Linked DNA regions of Homo sapiens: region 2 is linked to region 1. The links are chromatin contacts, found by Hi-C or POLR2A ChIA-PET in ENCODE. All regions are on one chromosome and are shown on one strand. The core of a region is the stretch at or near the end of the contact, and the rest is flanking DNA. Distances in the headings are between cores, read along the strand shown.

Region 1 (3,396 bases), core at 425-2,924:
GGACATCACATTTAATGCTTATAACCATGAATGGTTTACTACTTTTCTTTGGGAAGGAGTTCTTGTTTTGGTTTTGTTGTTGTTGTTGTTGTTGTTGTTGTTGTTGTTGTTGTAGGTTTTTGGGGTTTCATTGTTGATTTCTTTTGTTTGTTTGTTGTTGAGACAAGGTCTCACTCTGTCACCCAGGCTGGAGTGCAGTAGCACCATCTTGGCTCACTGCAGCCTCAATCTCCTGGGCTCAAGTATTCCTCTCACCTCAGCCTCCCAAGTAGCTGGGACTACAGGCCTGGACCACCACACCCAGCTTATTTATTGTTTACTTTTTTATTCTTTAGAGACAGGGTCTTGCTATGTGGCCCAAGCTGGGCACAAACTCTCAGCCTCAAGTGATCTTCCTGTATCAGCCTCCCAAAACTATGGGATTACAGGAGTGAGCCACCACACTGGCTACTACTCTTGTTTTGTAGACAGCAACAGACATCCTAGAGAAGTTAAGGAACTTGCCCAAGATTACCCAATGAGTAAAATAACTGAACCGGGATCCAACACACTCTCCAAAACTGATCGTTTTCCCCCTTCACATTGCTGCCTTTTACTGTTCTACCACTGACCACTGCCATTGTGTGTAAAGTTAAAAATCACCCTAAAACATGTAGGAGTTTGAGATTTGCTCTTTAGAACTAGAGGAAGTGCAGAATGATGGTTACTAGCATAGGCAATGGAGCCCAACTGCCCCAAATGTATCCCAGCTCTACAATATACTATCTGTGTGGCACTAAGCAAGTTACTTAACTTCTCTTATGCCTCAATTCCCTTGATGGCAAAATAATGTTATCAATAGTCCCCAGCTTATTGGGTTGTTGAGAGAATAAGTTAATACATAAAAAGTATTTAAACATAGTCAATGATAGAGATGATCATTACCTGCCAAACATTCATTATATTTGGGTATTTATATACTCAGCCTCTTTGAACGTATAAAATGAGCATGATATACCTATTCAGTAATACCATAGAGGTATTGAGAAAATTACTGAAAATTCGTGTACCTGACAGTATTTCTACTATGCAAATAAGCAAATGTTACTGGAGCTTCATTAGGCATAAACTCATAGTGTGATGTCATTTTGGAATAGGGAGTTTTCGGGTAAAGAGTAAGCTAGTATTTCTGGCTAACAGAGTATATACGAGTCACCACAGCTGATAAATTCCTCATTCCAAAAGCATCAACCAAAACCACATTTAAAAAGGAGGGTATTTCGACACAAATACTCAAGTCTAAAGTAACCAAGTGTAAAATGCATAGATAACTTGATCTCTGTGTGATAGGAGAGCAAACTCATTCAATATGTGAAGAACTGTCGAGAATTGAAATCTAAACACTCAAAGATAATAAAGAACTTAAAGGAAACAAAAGGTTGGAATGAGAAGTTTCATAAGATTCTTTACGTAAACTCAGAAATTTAATTATTGCCATGTGAAAGTGGTTTTGTTTCTCTTCATTTTTCATTGTTAAAAAGTTCTATCCAAACTTGAATCATTTCCTGTCCTGATAATTGCAGTATGGCTTTCTCATTCCTCCTACACTACTAACATCCAAATCACTATTGCCAAAGAGATTTTCCTCTCTTGTTGCCAAATAGGTATCCCAGATCATTGGATGTTGCATGGATACACACACACACACACACACACACACACACACACACACAGTCACACACACACATCTCTGTCTTACCTGAAGTCCCTACTGGGGTTTCCTAGCATGTGTCACCATCTGACTTACTATATATATTACTTCTTGTTCTTGTTAATTAACTGTCTACCCCCTCTAGAATGTAAGCTTCATGAGGGTAGGTTTTGGTCTGTTTTATACACTGCCGTATTATCATTGTCTTGAATGAAGCCTAGTAGGTGGTAGATGCATTTTATATATTTATTGGATGAATAAATGTGTCATTTAACTCTGCCCATTAAAGGTTCTTGCACTTGATTTCAGTATTTTTCAATCTCTTCCATTTAATAATATTTTCTCTTCTCTCCCTCAACTCTTTTCCACAACCAGTTATAGTTGTCTCTGCCATCTTTGCCTCCTCTCACCATGCACTGTCCATGAATGTGCAGGTATTAATTTTAGGACAACCTGTCCTGGATCCTTCTGAAGCTAAGTGGGGAGCTGACTCACCCAATGGAACTTCAAAGGATTGAGACCCAGGGAAAAGTGTTTCTCTCTTTTGACAAAGCCGGGGGCCTGAACATGACACTGGGCAAAGCAGAGAAGGGAGAGGCTGAAATCTGGATCACCAGTCAACCATCTCCAGGATGGCCACACCCAAGGGTTCACAAGAGGGGTTTGCACAGGAGCTTAGAACAGCCTTCTAGGCTGACAAGGGGGCCTCTGCATTAAAAGGGCTGGGAAGAGAACTGAACCTACTGACATTCTTCACTGAAACCCAGCTCCTTAAAACCCAGGCTGGACAGCCACTGGCCCAAGATATGTCAGAGGGATCTGGTGAGTCAGAGAGAGGGATGGCTTGAATCCGTGGTTCCCATGCCTAGCTGTGCAGCCTCTTGGACATTCTAGAGCCCTACCTGAGCAGAATCTCTACAGACAGTGCCTGGGAATTAGCTATAACCTAAGTGAGTTTTAAATACAAGCGGGAGTATTTTTGGTTGGGTGTGCATCTACCAGGCAGAAGTTGGGGCTACTAGACATTTTGCAACACCTAGAACAGCACAGCACAACAAATTGTCCTCTATCCTTAAAAAAAAAAAAAAACCTTTCAAACATCTCACCAGACCTCAATGGAGATAAAAATCTGAGTCTGAAGCCTAGCTCTGTTTGTCATATAAACACAAAGTATTTTTCGCACAGTTTTAATACGTATAAATTTTCCAGAAAAGCAGCTACCATGTCAATTGAGGACAAGTTAAACTTGATTTTCTTCTGTAAGTTTATAAAAGATCTTTCACCATGGGAGGAAGAAAACCACATCCCCAACAGCAATGCCACTCATGTTATTTGGCTCTCCAGCGAGGCACAAGCTGTTTCAGCCTGCATTTGCAGCTGCTGCATTAAAGACTTCTCTGTGTATAGCTCAAGCATCTGACAACTCCTTTCTGTCTTCTAGCTCAGTCGTGTCTACACATGTATGTATGAAACTGAATATGGACTACCTTTTATATCTTCTTTACATTATAGCTAAGGTAATACATTTAAATTTTTAATATCATGCTTAAGTAGGTTATGTTGTCAATGAATTTCACTTAGGGGATATTATGAAATAGTTATTAAGAAAAAGAGCATTATAAGGCTGTTGAAGTTAAGAACCACTGATCTAAACCTTCTAATCAGTCCCTCAAAAAAGGTAATGGTTGGAGCTGAAGACACTATTT
Region 2 (3,396 bases), core at 535-3,034, 240 kb before region 1:
TGCCGCCAGCTGTGGGTTGCGATTGGCTGCCAGACACACACTTCCTCCACTAGCACTGCCACCTGGCTCCCAGTGAGCCCCTGCAGACTGGACTAGGGTGTTTCTGCATCAACCCCATCCCTGCTCCCCACCAGGGATGCCACCCAGGAAGCTGACACTGCCCCATTCGCAACACATTAATATTATCGTGAAGTCCGAGCTGCTGATTTCATTTGACTGGGGGCATGTAGACAACAGGAGCAGCTGAATTTTAAAACTGACTTTCATGCAATCGTCACTTGTCATTGGTAAGGATCCCCTAAAAGGAAATCCTATCAAAGTAATCTCCTTTCATTAAGGTCACTAAGAAAATAAGCAGAGAGAGATAAACTTATTCTGTTCCATAACAAAGAATGTATTTCATGTCATAGGAAGAGTAGGAAAGAAAAGGATGTGGTGATTATCTGACCTTTCAGATTACTGCATATTTGAGTTGCTGAACAAAGGACAAGAGGGCTGTGAAATACATTTTGAAAAGAAAGGGTTACTCACTTCATTTGGAAAAAGTAAGATCCTGTGTCATTCAACTCAACTGGCCAAAACTCCAAAACACAATCATGCAAAGCAATTCTCGAGGAACTCCTTGGGTTCAGCTCCACATGTTCCTGTGATCCACTGCTTTTGTACCAGCTTTTGGTGGTTGTTTCAATCTCATGTGCAAGTGAACACGAGCAATGTTTCAGATAGAAAGGTTCCCCTTCAACCACAGTAATGTGGGGACGTGAAGTACAAGATTCTTCAAAAGATTAGTAAAGTAAAATAAATAAAAACAAAAACCAAAATGACAAGGTAACTTTTTTTGGTCTCCTAATGCATTAGGTGAAGAAGCAAGGTTAGCAAGAAAGTCCTGAGAAATCTCGGTGTCAATTTCCTGTGGGTTCTTTATTTTTGCGTCAATCTTTCCAACACTAGAAAGGATAAGGCACTTTCAGAACATAGATGAAAACACAACTTCTGACAGTTTCTCCCCAACAGGAAGGTATCAGAACTTAACCAACCATAGCTAGAAGACTGATAATTGTGTCACCTCTTAGAAGAAAATATTACACATTACAACTTCTTCATAGGGAAAGCCACAGAAGTCACGGTGCTGCCATACCTACCTCAAAATATACCCTGCTGAGGAGTCTCAGTAGAAAAGAAAACAAGAAATCTAGCAACCTTGGCGTTCTTCCTCTGCACCATCAGAAATCTCACTCACCTTGCATTCACCCTGCCTATCTAACATTCCCTGGTAAGTGTGGGGATGGTTAAAAGTGTGCCTATGTAACTTACAGTGTGTGTACATTTATTATTACTGTAGGTCACCATGTGGATAATCAAGAATTCATTAATATAATATCAATCCAAATTTGCATATCTGTCACTTTCCCTCTTTCTCAATTGACCCAGATTCTCTGGCTTTGGAAATATATCTGACCATCATCTACCCAGGATAGGTGCTCGTTCCCCTCTTTCGGCACTTGTGGTACTTCAAGTTCAGCATTAATGGGTCTTTCTCATAATCTACCCTCCAGTGACTCTCGGGTGCACTTTTACCACATTTTGAGAATGAGAGTATTTAAACTGAACGAAACATTTCCCTTAGGACATGGACAGAATGCCTTCTCTATAGTCAGGGTTTGTTTCTCAAAGCAGCAGTCTGGTTTTAACTCAAAATTGTTAACCACAACATAAAGAGGAAGTGATGTGATAGAAGTATTCTGATATGGTTTGGCTGTGTCCCCATCCAAACCTCATCTTGAATTTAATCATGGGGGCAGTCACCCTCATGCTGTTCTCATGATAGTGAGTGAGTTCTCATGAGATCTGATGGTTTTGTAAGGGGCTTTTCCCCCTTTTGTAAGTTTCCTGAGGCCTCCCCAGCCCTGCAGAACTGAGTCCATTAAATCTTTCTCCTTTATATATTACCTGGTCTCAGGTATGCCTTTATTAGCAGTGTGAGAATGGACTAATAAAGTAAATTGGTACCAGAAGTGGGGTGCTACTGTAAAGATACACAAAATGTGGAAGTGACTTTGGAACTGCATACAGGCAGAGGTTGGAACAGTTTGGAGGGCAGTTTGGAACAGTTGGAACAGTTTGAAGAAGATAAGAAAATATGGAAAAGTTTGGAACTTCCTAAAGACTTGTTAAATGGCTTTAACCAAAATGCTGATAATGTTATGGACAATAAAGTCCAGGCTGAGGTGGTCTCAGATGGAGATGAGGAACTTTTGGGGAGCTGGAGCAAAAGTGAATCTTGTTATGTTTAGCAAAGAGATTAGTTGCATTTTGCCCTTGTCCTAGAGATCTATGGAACTTTGAACTTGAGAGACGATTATCTGGAAGAAGAAATTTCTAAAGAGCAAATCATTCAAGAGGTGACAGAGCATAAGAGTTTGGAAAATTCACAGCTTGAGAATGTGGTAGGAGAGAAAAATCCATGTTCGTGGGAATGGGGGGCATGGAATTAAAGCTGGTTGCAGAAATTTGCATAAGAAATGAGGACTCAAATGTTAATTGCCAAGACAAGGGGAAAAATGCCTCTAGGGTATGTCAGAGATCTTCATGAGAGACCCTCCCATCACAGGCCCAGAGGCCTAAGAGGAAAAAATGATTTCCTGGGATGGGCCCAGGGTCCCTTTCTGTGTGCAGCCTAGGGATTTGGTGCCCTGCATCCTACCCCTCCAGCCATTGCTAAAACAGGCCAAGATACCAGGTCAGGCTGTGGCTTCAGAGGGTGCAAGCCCCAAACCTTGGCAGCTTCCACATGGTGTTGAGGCTGCAGGTGCACAAAAGTCAAGAATTGAGGTTTGGGAACCTACGCCTAGGTTTCAGAGGATGTATGGAAATGCTGGATGTCCAGGCAAAAGTTTGCTGCAGGGGTGGAACCCTCATGTAGAATCTTTGCTAGGGTAGTGTGGAAGGGAAATGTGGTGTTGGGGCTCCCATACAGAGTCCCCACTGGAGTACAGCTAGTGGAGTTAAGAGAAGAAAGCCACCATCCTCCAGGCCCCAGGATGATAGATTCACTGACAGCTTGCACCATGCACTTGAAAAAGCCCAGAAACTCAACACCAGCCCATGAAAGAAACCAGGAAGAAAGATGTACCCTGCAAAGCCACAGGAGCATAGCTGCCCAAGGCCATGGGATCCTACCTCTTGCAGCAGCGTGACCTGGATATGAGACATGGAGTTGAAGGAGACTATTTTGGAACTTTAAGGTTTAATGACTGCCCTATTAAATTTAGAACTTGCATGGGGCCAGTAGCCCCTTTGTTTTAGTCAATTTCTCCCATTTGGAAGGGGTGTATTTACTCAATGCCTGTACTCCCATTGTATCTAGGAAGTAACTAAATTGCTCTTGAATTTACT

What was found. A loop is a pair of places that touch in the nucleus more often than their neighbours do. ChIA-PET counts read pairs that join two places held with the same protein, here RNA polymerase II (POLR2A). Pooled maps may share reads with other maps.
Region 2: a pooled map shows a loop between it and region 1 (8-fold over the local background). The contact joins two enhancer-like sites. A Hi-C loop is called at or near these places in 1 of 168 maps with a recorded cell type or tissue (GM12878), 1 of 37 single-sample maps with no recorded cell type and 10 of 50 pooled maps. POLR2A ChIA-PET finds 5 or more read pairs at or near these places in 1 of 52 experiments (activated T-cell).

Annotation. Positions count from the first base shown.
Region 1 is chr2:102,125,974-102,129,369 of GRCh38, reverse strand. It overlaps a transcript of IL1R1 not described here. Among named protein-coding and RNA genes, the nearest start is that of IL1R1, 15 kb to the left of the region's middle. Within about 2 kb of position 1,674, at least 6 of the 41 ENCODE cell types and tissues checked have a DNase peak (open chromatin) inside an H3K27ac peak, as active enhancers do.
Region 2 is chr2:102,365,204-102,368,599 of GRCh38, reverse strand. IL18R1 (interleukin 18 receptor 1) reads right to left here. Exons shown (of 11, transcript NM_003855.5): 3 at 532-775. Among named protein-coding and RNA genes, the nearest start is that of IL18R1, 11 kb to the right of the region's middle. RefSeq lists an enhancer at 806-855. Within about 2 kb of position 1,784, at least 4 of the 41 ENCODE cell types and tissues checked have a DNase peak (open chromatin) inside an H3K27ac peak, as active enhancers do.